Regions from separate parts of the Homo sapiens genome. Here region 1 is linked to region 2. The links are chromatin loops, found by intact Hi-C in ENCODE. Cell type or tissue: PC-3. All regions are shown on one strand. Links, peaks and the distances in the headings refer to the core of each region. The heading gives the core; the rest is flanking DNA.

Region 1 (8,382 bases), core at 17-8,016, 92 kb after region 2:
GGTCTCGATCTCTTGACCTCGTGATCTGCCCACCTTGGCCTCCCAAAGTGCTGGGATTACAGGCATGAGCCACCACACCCAGCCATTTCATTTACTCTTGAGTATCATAATACTTTATATGGACATGGAATTCTAGGTTGGTAGTGGATTTCCACTTCCAGCCTTTGATGTTATTATTCAATCATCTTCTGCTATGAACAAAATGCCTGCCAGTCTAGACATCAACTTTCCTCAGACTGCTTTCCTCTTATTTTCTAAGGCTTCATCTACAATATGTCTAGGTATGAATTTATTTTTATTTATCCTGTGTGGGGTTTACTACGGTTCTTGAAACTAAGAGCTCAGGCAGAACTTGTATTGATTATGAAAACTTCTCAGCCATTCTATCTTCTAATAGTGTCTCTCCTACTCTATTTCCTCTTTCTGGAAGCTCACAGAAGGTAATATGAGACTTCCTCATTCTAAAGTTCATGAATTGTAACCACTCATTTTCCATTTCTTTATCCCTTATTACTGTATTCGAAGAAATTTCCTCAGATCTCCTTTAAAAATCTATTGATTTTTCAATACAGTTTTTATCTTCAATTATATCTACCTGGCTCTTTAACCTGTCCATTGAGGTTATTTTTTTTAAAAAAAAACACTTAATGACCATTATTTTCATTTCTAGAAGTCCTACTGGGTTCTTTTCCAACTCCATGTTATTTTTCTAATCTGTGCTCTTTCATTATGATCTTACCCCTTTCATCTCTCATAATTTTAAGCAATTAATCTCTTTCATATATCCTATCATCTCAATCTCCTGGAATACTATTCATCTGCTAACTCTCCTTCACGGTGATTCATTTCCTTGTGTAGCTGGGCAATTTTTGTATTGCAAGCTCATCTATAGCATGACTTGTTTCTTCTGCAAGAGTCTTAGATTTTTAATTTGCTCTGCAGGTCAGTTTCAGACCTGAGGGCTCTATTCATTTCCATAGTTCTAGACCAGATTTTATGCTAATTTGTCTCAGCTTGAAGGTTAGTTGCACTATAAGAAATGTTAAATTTGAATCCACCCCAATTATGAGGTGCAATCTTGGAGTTTAGATGTCCCTTTTTTATTCCTAATGATCACAACCCCAGGAGGACAGCAAGTTTCCTACACTTTCCCAAACCAGTAGGCAAAGTTTTTCTAGTTCTCTTTTCACAGATGGAAAAGCCCTTCAAGGTTTGATGCTAGAGAACCTTTACTCCACCTTCCAAGTCTATGCAGACCCAAGGCCATGCCTCCTACTCCTCCATGAGACCCTCAGGACTAAGCCATTGGGGCGTGTATTCAGATCAGAAACCACCACAGGCCTTGAGCTCCTGATTAACGCCCTAGCTCTGAATTTTCTGTTCATAGCTGGCACCTAGGGATTCCCTGGTATTTTAAACTTCAGAAACGCTTGTTTGTTCTTGTTATATTTTGTCCACAGTTTCTGTGTGTTTATAGCAGGGTGGTGAAGGGAGTCCTCCACATTCAGCTTTGGTGACAATGTTGCTAGAAGCCTCCACGAGTCGCAACATATGAAACAGAAATGATCACTTCAGAGAATTGTGATAATTACTTACCATTCTGCCAAATGACAATTTTTTTTCCCAGCCTCAATAATAGATTTCAAATTTGGAAAAAATATTCCCAAGGTATTTTAAGATCATTTTTGTCACTATGCATTTCAAATGCCTCCATAGTTCTCTTTCCTTGAGAATTTCAATAGAACAAGAACATACCGGTTGACTCTTTTCTCCCTACCCATTCATTCCATAATGAACTTCAATCTACTTTATACTCCTAGAACTCCAGTGAGATTGAGCTCAAAAAGATCACCATTACCCATGTAATCAACAAATCCAATGGCCTTTTGTTCTCATCTATTTACCTCTCTAAGCAAGACTGACCATTCCATTTTTTCCATCCCAATACTACTGCAGTTCAAATATTATTTCTATATTATCATAACCATTCCCTAACTCATCTCCATCACTCTACTCTCCCCCCAGGCCCATCGCCCTGCAATTTATCCAGGTTGTATCCCAGCCAGGCTAATATTAGTATAATACCTCTCCAGTTATGTCAACTGTCCATACTCCCCACTCTACTACCGTGACTCATCACTCCCTAATATTACAGGAAAAGAAAAGATAAATAAGGCAGGATTCCTCTACACAAAAGAATAAATAACACCACCTAACACTTACTGGATGCATGCTATGTACTTGGTAATGCGATAAAAACACCTTACCTACAATCATATCAATCAGCCCTCACAACAACTACAGGAAGCAGGCAGAATCATTACACAATTCTTCAGGGATAAGAAAAGTCAAGATTAATGAAGATTAAGTAGCCAACCCAAGGATGCAAAGCTAGCAAGTGGTTAACTTTGTTTTATTTTATGCCAAGCCTATCCTCTTAAACAGTATGCTATACTGTCTCCACAAATATTTATACCAAAAGCCCAGACCCTCCTCTGGTTGCAAAATTCATCTATCCACACAACTTAACAGCTCTGTCTAGATGCCTCAAAGGTCCCTCACATTAATAAATTCAAAACCAAACTAATGATCATGCTGCCCAGAGGTGGTCCAACCTCAGTGAATGGTTATACTAGCCAACTAGTCATGCAAGCCAGAAACCTGGACGTCACCTTTGATGTTTTCTCATTCACCTTCCATACCCAACCCATGACCAAATCCCATGTATTTTTTGCCTCTTAAATCCCTCTCTAGTGCATCTACCTCTCTCCATCTCCAGCACCACCACCTAGCCCAAGCTGCTACTTTCTCTCACCTCAATTGTTGTTACAGTCCAACACATCTACAGTCATTCATTCTGGTTTCTTCCAACCCATTCTCAATTTTGCAACAAAAATAATGGTTTATTCCCCCCACTCAAGATGACTTTAAAATACAAATCTGATCATTTCACAGATTTTGGACTCAGCACCAAAGCTTTAAGTCTATCTTTGAGGGTCTGAAGCAATAGGAATGCAAAGAGTGGTGACAGCTGGGTTTCAGCCACAAAAAGAAAGCAATTTCCAGTGAATCCAGAATGATGCCAGCACAGACACAGAAGCAAACTGAGAGATGATGGCCAAAAGGACAGTACCCGGGAGCTTTTGAGCATGTGGCTCTAGTTATTCCCTAGGTGGAAGTGAATACTAAACTTGCCAAATGTAAAGAAATTCTCCTAATTATACTGTGATACCCCAGGACTCCTACAATAAAATCCTTTTTTTCTTAAGTAGTTCAGACTGAGTTTCTAGCTTGCAACCAGGAGTTTTAGCTAAGACAACCATTTTAGAAGAGCCAAGACAGCACGCTTAGAAAAAGGGAATATGCCTACAAGGCAAAAATAAAACAAATTCTACATAGAGTAAAAATACCTTTGGCCGGCAAATACATAAATATGCTTAATGTTTGTGAACTCATGTATCTCTTCCTTTTAAAGGTGTTACATAAAATGCTTTAGGGTAACAGCCATGTTTTCTTTTATGTTCTGCAAATCATTACAGCTTACTGTAAGAGCTGAATAAATGCTGAATAAAAAAAATCAGAAGTAAAAGCATGACTATACAATAATATAAATCAAAGTTGCATCCCTGGAAACTTGCTCCCTTTGGGAACAGTTTATACACTCATGTAAAAAAAAAAAAAAAAAATCTTTTTCTAGTGACACTCTGCCACTATTCTATTACCTGGTTTTGATTTCACATAGCTGGGTATTATAAACTCGCCTTGCTCTTAGCCAGAAATTGTACATGTTACCTAAGCATACTAAAAAGTGGTGAATCATGGAAGGAAAAAAAAAAAAAACTTGGCTGTGGAAACCACAGATTATATCCTATATGAACACTTTTTCTGTTGCCATCTGGTGGTTTGTGTATAAAAATCAACACTGACATCCATTGTATAGAAGGGCTTGGTCATACCCTATCAAAATCTCTTTCATTCTTTTTGCATCGCGCCTAACACCTAGAGAGAAGACAAAACTGACCTTCACTTTGAAAACAGGCTCACAAACACACAAAATAAATTAAGGATCACACCAGAGAGAGGGACTCACAAATACTACCACCTGTGGAAATCAGCACCCTTAGTTAAGTATGATAGGTTATACCTTTATGATACAAAATCCCTCCTTACTCTAAAACTGAAATATATTCTAATTAGCCTGCTTGGGTTGCTAAAATTCCTGCTACCAACTATTCTTAATAAAGGCAACTACCAGAGCTCCCCAAGTTTCCATATTCCTCCCCAAATCACCATAGTCATTACGTGGTTATCTCCCTCTATTTTTTTCTCATTGGAAAGACTATTCATCGTTGTAAAATTAAGCTTACACACTTGAGAGCTTCCAACCCCCTCAAGGTAAAGAATTAGGTCTAGAATACCATGGAGAGTTATAGAAAGGAGAAAAGGCAACCAAACACTGCACAAAGACTAATTCTACGTAATAATATGGACCCCAGGGTCTAGCCCATTCTTTGAACCCACAACTCTAAAGCCTAGCCTTATCCATTTAAAAAAAATTTTTTTGAAAATGAACCAAAGCCAAAAACACTGCAGAAACTATAGTCTTACCCATGTTCATCTACCTAATCTCCAAAAATCAGAAATAGATTTACCTGACTATCTGTTTTCAAGAAATTGGACTATTTAATTGATAGCTGTTATCTTCACTAGACATTGTCTGTATATCAATAAAGTGCCAGTTAAGCCTGTTAAAGTGAAAAATTACTGTGTTAATTTTAAAGACCCTTTGTTTTACTAAAAGCCCCTAATGAAGACAATTAAACCAACATAACATTATGTTAAGCACAAAAACAGACATCTACTAATCTCTTTCATTACTGATGGTCACTGTACAGTAAATATAAACATTCTCATCCATCGCCATTTTCTCATATCTTTTTAAGTTTCTCACTGCATTAATTACCTCCAGATTTGTTAGCCTTGCCCCTTCTTCCAGCCATGTATATAAATAAGCATCTCACATTTTAAGAAAATTTATTTCTCCAAATTTCAGGCTTATACTGATAAATTATGGCACCAATTTGTTTTACAGAACCTAAAATTTTGAACATGAACCATTTTTAGGCTAGAGTAAATATATCATGTGTTAGACGGCAGCACCTAAGGAGAAATACTACATTGCATCTTAGTTGTCTTCAACATTGTAAATACTCTGAGAAAAGTAAAATGAAGAAAATTAGGTTCTAAGCTAAGACATATGGAGTTACAGAATCCCCAGACAGGAGACACATGCAGACTCTAGTGAAGGGCAGAAAGGAAGACAACATATAGAAGATCAGAGAATCAGAGTAGAACAATTCTGAACATCTAGTCTAATCCCTCCTTTTATAGGTGAGAAAACAGACTCAGAGAGACTAATAGACTTCCTCATATTGCACAGTAGTTACAGAATGAAGTATAAACGAGGCCTACTGATACTTAGCCCAATGTCTTTTCCATTTACTATATCCATGTTTCTAGGAAAGCTTTATAAAAACTGCTTTCATTCCCACAATACCCACAGGAGATTGGTATCAGGCTGATGGAATGAGTTTCTGGCTTTGGAGCTTTCTGTCAGGAAGCCAACCACCTAAACACTAGAATTGCACATACATAAACAAGGGTTCCCTACAGCAATGCTCCCATAATAATCATGATTTTTGTATTTGGATTTAGTGGCAACACTGTTCACATAATGAAGCTCTAAGAGTAGTAACCTCTCCAGAACAGATCTCAGGTATAGGATCAATAACTGGCAGGTAGGTATCTAACTGTGACAGACTTTTGCATTTCAGGGATTCACTGAAGAACCTATAGCTTCTTTCTACTTGCTACCATAGGATGGCAGGAGGTGCCATATTTGCTGTCCCAACTGACAAAATATGTCCTCCCTCAGGATTATGGCTACGAACGTTTATGCCCTTTTTTTAAAAAAAAGAGGTGTACATACTTAGGGGGAAATTTAAGATAATGCCTTACAGAAATGAAGTCAAATAAAATTTTAGAAACTATGCAAATTAAAATGCTCGGTTACTTTGGGTTAAATGTATAATTGGGTACCAGGAGTATTTAATCAAATAACAAAACATCAATAGCTTTCTTTTGTAAATAAACCTTAATTTTTCTTTATACTACACCTTTCAATGTGATTTTCATTCCCCACCTTGAGCTTAATTCAACTTTCAACGCATTTGGACCTGGAGGTCTACTCTCATAACTACCACTTTCTTTACTTCTTAGAGAAATTTAAGCCGTGACCTAATCAGAATCCTCACTTTGTGTCCATTCCATTCTCTAGTTTCAGTCAGCTGACATTACCAGTCTCTGATCTCTGGGACACCGTAAGGCAGGCAGGCAGAAAGACACTACATGCCACACACCTCTGCCACCTTAGACGCCAAATCCTATGTATTCCAATACAAGCAATACAGGGGCTCTGAGGATGGAAATAACATAAAGGCAACTGGTAGGGAGAATTAAACTACACAGTCTTACCTGATATCACTTAATTACCCACTTAACTTGCAGCCTTCCACGTTGTTTTATCTCAGTATTTGAGGGCCCAGGAAACTTCTGGTTAGGTATAAACCCCAGTATAGCCTAAACTTAACTGTTTACATAAAATGTGTGCTAAGGCAAACTAATAAAAGATCAGTACCTTACAAACTCCACCTCCTTTAGTTAAAGGACTCAAATTCATACACTTCAGTGCAGATAAAAGAATTTTCCAAATGTTCCTCAAATAAATAGTTGGTGCACTCCCAGTAGTCCATTCTGGGGTGGTCTAATCTCTGCCAACAGACCATCATGAAGCTGGAATTCATGTTATGTTATGAAAGAAAAATTGGGGTAGGGGAATACATCAAAATGGTGATAGTCATTTTCTTAGAGGAGACGAATGTGTAGATGGAAGGGGTTACATACATCCCTCATCTCTATTTTCCAAATTATGTAATTTTTATTTTGCAATCATAATCGTAAATAAGGTTTATCTAAAACTTGAGGTCAGATTACTCAATACTGTTTTTAGAAAATATCAACCACCGTCTTTCCCTTTGGTACAGATCTGATTGCTGCCCATTTTTCCCTCTCCTTATAAAGGCAGAGGCTACATGGGAAACGCTCCAGCCCAGGGGTTATGAACTCAAGTTATGTTCAGACTCTGGATCAGACTTTTCATTCTGGCATCACCACTCCTGGTCCTGGGACCTCAGGAAAGTTAGTTAACATCTGAATGCCTCAGTTTTCCCATAGGTAAGATGAGAACAAAAATGCTGTCTACCTCTCAGGAGCTGCTGTGAAGAATAAATGAGCACTTAGTGCTTGGCACGTAAAGGTTCAATAAAGGACAGCTACAGGTGGCTATGCAGACTGCATAGAGGGTAATAACTGCTTATTGTTGGATTTGGAAGACAGTAACCAACCAAGAGACCAGTTGTCTGTTAAATACCCAGTGGCCTAATAAAATTTAATTAACTATCTGAGCACTCACTAAGCAAGACTCTTTATTAAGATGATATTCAAGTAAGGGAGTCTAGAACTCAAGTTCCAGTTGAAACTCAAATTACAAAGTTGTAAAGGGAGTAGGTTAGGAGGAGGGGAAGCAAAGTACTTCTGGATTAATGGAAAGCAACATGGGCCCAAAAGGAAGCTAGATTTGTAGTGAACTCAACACTCTAGCAAACAAGTGGCAGAAATGCCTAATTAGTACACCCTGTCCAAGGCTGGGAATTGGCCTGAGAAAAGTGACCCAGACCACAGAAAAATCAGGCTAAGGATGACAGAGAAATTGAGTGACATTATGGGATTAACCAACACGAGGATTAAAAATAAAAAATAAAAAAAGTAACACAAACATACAAGAATCACTTGAGGAGTTTTTAAATGCATGCTTCTGAGAACCAACTGGTCTGAGGTGGAGTCCAGATAACTGTATTTTAAATTTTCACCAGTGATTCCGATGTACACCTCAGGCAGCACAAAGCAGGGGCTCAACAGTTTCAGTAGGAATAAACGATACATAAGTGAAAAGCTAGTGTACTCTGTTGAGTTTCAAATCATGAACCTGGAACAGGTGTAAGTGAACACAGGCCCAAGGTCCATAAAAGTCACTGCAATTGTTGGGGGAGGACAATAAGCCCAGGAAGGCATGAAAGGGAAATCAAGCCATGTGGCCTCACGTAAAACCATTAGAGCAGTGGTTCTCAAACTTGGCTAAACATGAGAATCACCTGGAGGGAGGAGGGGGTGTCTCAGCATCCTGATGCCCAGATCAAACCTCAAGTTTATTAAAACCAATTCTAGGAGTGACATCCAGGCATCAGAAGTTTAAAGCTCCAGGTG
Region 2 (8,382 bases), core at 81-8,080:
AATTCACTTGTTTTTGTTCAGAATCTTTCTGAACACAGGCAGTTCCTTTTCTACACAAGTTTCATTTGAATATTTTCACTTACTTAATACAAACATTAAGACCTCAATCTTACGATATACATTACAGAGCACAAAATTAACATTACATTATTTTAAACTTCATGCCTTTGAAAATGCTCCAAAATAGCTTTTACATTCTTGTCCAACCAAAACACATCTGTTAAACTACCAATTACAGTAGCATTTAAAAGCCTCCCATATTGTACTACTGGACAGTACTGGACCATTTACCAAGGCTGCAGTTGTTCAAGCTCTGAAGTAATTGACTTCAGTCATGCAAAAAGACTGATAAGAATCAACTGGCTTTCAGCCCAGAGAAGCTTTCCAAACCAGTTTGGAAGTATTTAATGATTTTAAACATGTCAAAACTTTTTACTGAATATTCTTTCACAACAAAAATAATGTCAAGCCTAAGGGCAGACTAACAAGTTGTTTAGATGACAAAAGAAGTCAACAGTCACTATTAATAATAATACTGCAGATTCTCTGTTCTGAGAGTAAATTAACTTGTTTATCAACCATGGCAGAAAATAATAAAACATACAAAAAAGAGGTAAATTATTACAAATCAGTGATAACAATGACAAAGCCATACACCGGAAGAAATCTACTGTTTGCAGCTATTAATATAAGTTATTTAAATATACACAGAAACATATATAGGCACACCTTGTCTTACTGCACTTAGCTTTCTTGTGCTTCACAGATATTATGTTTTTCAAATTGAGGGCTTTAATTTGTAAAATTACAAATTTTGGAGGTTTGTGGCAGCCCATGTCCAGCAAGTCTATTGATGCCATTTTTCCAATAGCATCAGCTCACTTCACGTCTCTGTGCAGGCATTTTTTAGAAAATGTTTAATTAAGGTATGTACTCTTGTTAGCCATAATGCTATTGCTCACTTAACAGACTACAAAATAGCATAAACACAACTTTTATATGCACTGGGAAACCACAAAATTTGTGTGATTCACTTTATTGCAATGGTCTGGACCCTAACCTGCAATATCTCCAAGGTATGCCTGTATATGGAATAAATAAATATATATATAATATAAATAAATATATATATTATATATATATATATATATATATATATATATATATATATATATATGTAAGATATTTCAAATCCCTGTAATGCAGCTTGGAAACAGAGTACCCCAGTATCCAGTCAGACGCACAGTGCCCTCACTCTTTCAGAAGAGCACACAAGTGAGCAACCAGCATGGAAATAGACTATTCTCTTAGGTAGTAACTACTGTACCATTTTACATCAAAAAGCTGATAGGATACTGAGTCTCCATATCTTATTGTATTTGTGCTCTCTTTACTCTTTACTCAGATATCTAGATATTACCTGTCATCTTTCTCATAGGTGCAAATAAACTTTTATTTACCAAAGTCATTAAGCTGCTAAATAATCCCTCTTTCGGTTAGAACAAAAAGACCTGTTTTTCATGGTATTTATGAGTCAGCATCACAAATCAAACAAAAAACACCATCAAATAGTCAAAACGTTCAAATAACCTTAAATGAGCAATAATAACTAACAATTCTCCAAAATTCATTTCCCACCATTTGAAAGAAGCAACCATTCATCACTTTAATGATGTAAATGGGTAAAATGAAATGAAATTACAAAATTTTAAATTACAGGAATCTTAGAGATCTTCTAATAAGTAAGCTCATAAGAAACAGAAGTATAGGTCAGGCATGGTGACTCACACCTGTAATCCCAACACTTTGGGAGGCTAAGGCGGGCAGATCACCTGAGGTCAGGAGTTCAAGACCAGCCTGATCAACACGGAGAAACCCTGTTTCTACTAAAAATACAAAATTAGCTGGGTGTGGTGGCATGCAGCTGTAATCCCAGCTACTGGGAAGGCTGAGGCAGGAGAATCACTTGAACCCGGGAGGCAGAGGTTGCAGTGAGCCGAGATAGCACCACTGCACTCCAGAGTGAAACTCTGTCTCAAAAAAAGAAAGAAAGAAAGAAACAGAGGAATAGAAATGTTTCATCTAATTCATAATAAGCCAAAGTTTGCATAATTAAATCTGTATCAATCAGAAGCTATCACATTTATATAAGTGCAAAATAATCTTTACATTCCACATAGCTATAATGCAATCTACTGTTGAGTGTAGAATAAAGTTTATATTAACTAATAGACTCAAAAATATTGCAACTTAAACACATTGGTTTCCATTTTTAAGCTACACAAATAACTAAGGGAAAACTGCAATCAAGAAGAAAAACAACTTTTTGATTTAAACACCTCAAAAATGGCCCAGATGAAAAAAAGCAACAACAAAACTGAACTACTTGAAATTCTCTGCCTTTCACAATGCACATTCTTATTTCACTTGGGAAATTTAATTGTGCTTTGTGTATGACCTTTAAAGCATTGTTGTCACAGCTTGATAACATTCAAATAATTTCAATAAAACACCTACCACAGATGGGAAGTCATAAAATCATAATAGAAATACTCAAACTTTATAATAGTATTTAGGAGAACTTTATTTTCTAAAACTTGGTCTTTGCCTCTTCAGAAATAAACATTGTGCTTCCGAGTGAATTTCTTGGGCAGACACAATAAAAACTACTGAAGTACCTCCTCCATTACTCTCTGAATAGCCAAGCTTCACCATCCTTTATAACAGATATCATTCATTCTCCAGTCTTCATTAAAGCCTTTCCTAAGAATCTCAATTAGATTTTATATATATCCTCCACATATCCTACTGAGTGCAGGATACTGAGCCACATGAAGCTTTCTCAAGTTCTTTTTGCATTTATTTTCCGCATATTATTTTCTGTGACATTGCTCTATCTGTGAGTCACATAAAAGCTAAACCTCAGAAACCAGATTGAGTTCCATGAGGACAGGATCCAGTTTTGTGCTTCTTTTATATCTCCCACAATAGCTAGCTCAAGGTACATATTCAGCAGGTGTTCTTACCTCCTAATCGACAGATGCAGTAAAGACAGCTACACACATACGTAAGAACATGATATAAACTCCTAGCAAACGCCATGCACTGGTCTTCAAATCCAGATAGTTAAATAGTGATAACATTTAATAACTAGGCATTTATACAAATGCCATTTGTGCTCATTTTGGCCAAGATTCAGATGTTAACAGTTTAAGTATTTGAAAAATTAAGGGGTAATTCATACATTCTAATACTAGTAGATACAAAATTATTACACATCAGTAGCATTATCTCCATAATAAAAAAAAAAAATAAGGCTCAGAGAAGTAATGTAACTGCCCAAAGTGCAAGTAAGAAGTAAATCTGGAAGTCAAACTTGGGTCTTCCCATCCAGTGAACTACGGCTGGCTCAGTATATTGTGGCCACAGCCTCTTCAAGACTCACCTGGGCCATGAGTGGTCTTGTTATTTTCCCCCAGCAAACCATAAAATTATGAAGTCCTATGGGTTCCATACATGGAATAGTTTGGCAAGTACCATTTGACTCTACAGATGCTCTCTCTCAAAAAGTCTTTGAATAAAATATATTACCCAGTGGTGACACTGCCATTTTCAAGGCCCCATAATGCTCTTGTCACACAGTAAACAGGAAAATTGTAATTGTTTAAACTTCCAAGTTATCAGTTACCTTTCCATTCTGATCCTGCCTCCATGATATTATGCTCAACTCATCTTGATTGGAATTCTGTGTATTCCCCCAAATCTTGTCATGTGATTATTCTAGAAGACCTCTTGAATGCTCGTGTAAGTGGCTGACATCATCAAGTATGGATTTTAGTAAGTGAAGCGTGATCTGTATATTTTTCAGACTCACAATGACAGCTCCCTATGTATCTTCTAAATCCATCAGGACACATTACGGAGCTGAGGGCTATGAGGCTGCGGATGGCAGCAGGGACCCACGCAGAGGCAGTATTAGATGACTACTCATCTCGAACTGGCACTGGCTGCTGTCCCTTCCCTTCTCATCATCACTGTCCTGTCCTGACACTGGAGTTCGGCCAGCTGAGGCAGACCTACACGAGACTGGGTAGAGATAAGCTCCATAAGCAATTCCTCTGGCCGTAAGAATGGCTTTGAAAACTGAGGTTGAAGCTCCTTTATAAAGCTCTGTTGCATAATAGATTCCTCATCTCATGTGTTAACATGAAGGCAAACACAACCATAAAATGTTTTTGCCTGTGTATATATTTTTAATTACGCCATAAGAATCCATGAACCCACCAACTACAAAATAAAACTGGACCTTAATTATGACACATATATTTCTAGGTAACCCCCACTCCCATCCTTTGGTCTGCCACCATCTGAGGTAACCACTATCCAGAATCCTGTACTTTACTTTTTATAGTTTTATGTTTATCTATTTTTGTGTAATACAAATACTGTGTATATTTTTATGTATTTATAAGTACATACGTTCTTTTCATTGTTTCTAAGTTGATAAAATGGGTAAAGGCTGTATGTAACCTTCAGGGACTTACTTTTTCACTTGTTATAAAAATTCATCCATTCGAAGTTGGGGGCACTCTCAGAATGGTGGAGTGAAGATCTGTGGAAACGCTCCCATGCATAAAAACAATGAAAATGCTGCCACAATTTTCAAAATCAACTTTTTTGAAAATTCTGAAAATTAACCAAAGCTGTACAACAATCTAAAGCATTATCTTAGGAAAGCTGCTGAATCTTGGCTAGAAAGGCTTGGTTCATGGCATTTTAACTTGGTCTACTCCATCCCTCTCTCCTAAGCTCCATTCACAGTAGGCTAAGAACCAGCAGCCTCCCTAACAATGTGAAAATGTGTAGTCCTGTAGCCACCAGAGGGAGCAGACCCAGTTCAGACTTCCCCAAAAGCGCCCTCTCTGGAGCACTGTCACTGTCTGACCTGCTTCACAGCTCTCAGGGAAGCCCCATTCACAAGGCATTATCATTACTTGATGTCATGCAGAGCTCACCAAGCAGGAGAAGCCCTCTACCCTAGGGCATTTGTCAAAAACAATCAGCTGCAATTGATTAACACCACAGCTATTAAGTCGGCCATACCAGTTGGGCAGCCAAGAGTCCAGCCAAAAATTTAAATGGGAGACCTGTGAAATGAGATGTCCACAGTGGGTATCTGGAACTCCACACACATGTACCGGGCCATATACAAGCCGAGGAAAGAGCCATACACAACACATATACAGAGCCCCTCACAGAAGGATGGGAGACTTAGTAAAAGGGATTTGTGTCCAATCATCAACTGACCACTAATCAAACCCAACAGAGATTTCAGTGTCCCCACACAATGAAGAAAATAAACTTTATGAGATTAGTCCAGAGAAGTCACTATACGAAGTAACAGCAGCCTTATCAACAGGATGATACTCTGGGGGGATAACAAATTTGAACTTCCAAAGTTTACACATTAAATAATTTAAAATTTATAGTGTTTAACCAAAATATGAAGCATGCAAAGATATAGGAATGTACAGACCATACACAGGAAAAGGAGTCAATAGAAGCTGTCCCTGATGAAGCCTAGATGTTGAACTTAAGACGTAAACTTTAAAGGAAACCATCATGCTCATACTTTCCTTTAATTCTTTAACTCTCACAAAATAAAAAATGTCAAGAAAGAGACAGACATCACAAAAAGGAACAAAATTAAAACTCTGGAATTGAAAGGTATGATAACTGAAAGGAAATATTCATGTAAGGAGTCCACAGCTGACAAAAATGAGCAGAAAAAAGACCCAGCAAATTCAAAGATACATTGAGATTATGTGGTCTGAGGAAAAGAATAAATTATGAAAAAAAAATGAAAAGAATCTCTGGCACCTCTGGGACATCCCCAAGTGCATGAAGTTACACATAACTGGGGTCCTAAAAGAAGAGAGAAAGAATAACTGAAGAGATAATACTGCTGGTTTCTGTTGCAACATGTAAAGAGCTCGGAAGTCCCACTCTCCCAACATGAAAAATAGTGGAAAACTTGAACATGGACAATTCTTAGATACACCAGAGAACTGAGGTCTCAGGGCAAATAGTTGCACTGAAAACTGGAGACACAAAATCACAGCTTACTAGGAGGAGCGCTACTAGAGGAAATAACTGTAGGAACACTTAAGTGGTAACTCACTATTTGCTGGAGGCTGAGTATAAACTAGCTTGAGGAAAAAAAAAAAAAAAAACTACTGGGGGCTCAGTCTTAGGGGACCCATACACTTTCATAAGTTTTACCCCCAGAAGTCCCACTATGTTCTCCTGGTGAAGACTGGAGGTTAAAAAAATAAATAAATAAAAATAAAAATAAAATAATAAATAAATCATGTGCTCAGCAAGGGCAAGGGGAAAAGTAAGCATGCCAAAATGCATCTGGGGAAAAGTATTTTGAAATATGCCCGGAGCCTTCTGTTCTATATAATAAAGGCCTTCTCCCAAGGGAAACTACTTTGTCAGAACTTTATGTGACCTAGGGGAAGGTGATTATACAACTCAGTCCCCTCTAGCATCCCTGTCTCACAGAAGAGGAGAAAAAAAAATGCTAAGAAACTCTTCTGAAGGTCACAGCCCAGGGACTCAGGCCTACTAAACAAATCTGAGGTTTATCACAAGATTATAGAATGTTTCCTCTCCGCAACACCTTATCACTACATCAACAGGGCTCTAATAGAACAACAGTGGATTACAACTAAAATAGCTGCAAGGTACAGACTCTACTTAAGGCGGTATTTCTAGGGAAGCCCAAAGAAAATAAAGGAGAAAAAAGCAAGGATACTACGGGAAACTAAAGCCTGTGAAACCTACAGTTACAGAAAAACCTACAGCTACAGAAAACCTACAGTTACAGAAAACGTTAAACCTACAGTTATAGAAAACGTTAAACCTACAAGCCAGATAAACAAAACCTCACACTGAAGACCTATTTACTACTTCAGTTCCTGCTACTCAGTACATCATGCCTGGCTTTCCACAAAAAATTACAAGGCATGCTGAAAGGCAAGAAAACACACAATCTGAAGGGGCAAAGCAAGCATCAGAATCAGACTCATATATGGCAGAGATTATGTAATTATCAAACCAGAAATTCATAACTATGATTAATATGCCAAAAGCTCTAATGGAAAAAAGTGTAAAACATGCAAGAAGAGGTGGGTAATGTAAGCAGAGATAAAAACCCTAAGAACAAATTTTTAAAAACCGCAAAAACACTACAACAGAAATGATAGCCAAAAATGTCTAGTTTGATGAGAAACATTAAATTACATATCCAAGAAGTTCAATGAACTCCAAATAGGGTAACTCAAAGAGTCAAACACACATTAAGACAAAATGTTCAAAGACAGAATCTGTAAAACAACAGAAAAAATGACTTGCATATTACAGGGAATCCTCTATAAGATTAACAGCTGACTTCTTGTTAGAAACCATAAAGACCAGAAGGCACTGATGTGACATATTCAAAGCGCTGGGGGGGGGAAAGAAAAGACTACGAACCAAAAATTATATATCCAGCAAAACTATCCTTCAAAAACGAAAATTAAAATATTCCCATATAAAGAAAAAATGAGAGAATTTGTCACCAGCAGAATTGCTCTACAAGAAACACTAAAGGATTACTTCCAGCTGAAGTAATTCAAATCCATATGAAAAAAATTTGAAAGTACCAATAAAGGCAATTAAATAGGTAAATATAAAATACAATATAATTGTTTTTGAGAACGCTTTTCTCCTATTTGTTTTAAAAGGCAACTGTATAAAGCAATAATTATAAAACTTTGTTGATAGGCTTATAACATATAAATACATAATTTATAAGGCAAAAAAAGCATGCAAGTGAGAAAAAATTCTGTGTATGTTTGAAATTATGCCAGGATTAACCTGAACTGAATTTTAAGTTATTTGTTATGATCCCCAGGATAACCACTAAGAAAGTAACTCAAAATATATACTAAAAGAAACAACAAGAATGATGCATTTAAGAAAAGAATCCATTTAACACAAAAGAAAGCAGTCATGGAGGAATGAAGGAACAAAAAATATATAACATTTATAGAAAACATATAATGAAAAGGTATACTTAAATCTTAATAATTACATTAAATATAAATAAATATAAATGAATTAGACCATCTAATCAAAAGGTGCAGATTAACAGTATAGACTGAGAAAAATAAACTTGACAACCATATGCTGTCTGGAAGAGATTCACATTAGATACAAAGATACAGATCAGTTGAAAACAAAAGGATGGGAAAAGATATATCATGAAAACAGTAATCAGAGGACAGCTATATTAATATCAGACAAAATGAATTTAAAGACAAAAATTGTTACTAG

The links. Peaks named below come from ENCODE experiments on the same cell type or tissue, not always from the same donor. Only the 100,000 strongest peaks of a DNase experiment are listed, where the experiment ranks them.
Region 1: a loop joins it to region 2, with 8 times the contacts of the local background. A loop is called at or near these places in 4 of 110 quality-filtered maps.

The regions. Positions count from the first base shown.
Region 1 is chr7:3,304,829-3,313,210 of GRCh38, reverse strand. All of the region lies in intron 1 of SDK1 (sidekick cell adhesion molecule 1), which reads right to left. SDK1-AS1 (SDK1 antisense RNA 1) reads left to right here. Exons shown (of 3, transcript XR_001744897.3): 1 at 1-8,382. Among named protein-coding and RNA genes, the nearest start is that of SDK1, 7.8 kb to the right of the region's middle. In PC-3, for the core only: a CTCF peak has its summit at 3,895 (motif pointing left); no DNase peak of the experiment used is centred there.
Region 2 is chr7:3,396,620-3,405,001 of GRCh38, reverse strand. The region is part of intron 1 of SDK1 (sidekick cell adhesion molecule 1); the gene reads right to left. LOC124901577 (a long non-coding RNA gene) reads right to left here and starts at 6,215. Exons shown (of 2, transcript XR_007060196.1): 1 at 1-6,215. RefSeq lists an enhancer at 4,697-5,446. In PC-3, for the core only: a CTCF peak has its summit at 4,903 (motif pointing right); no DNase peak of the experiment used is centred there.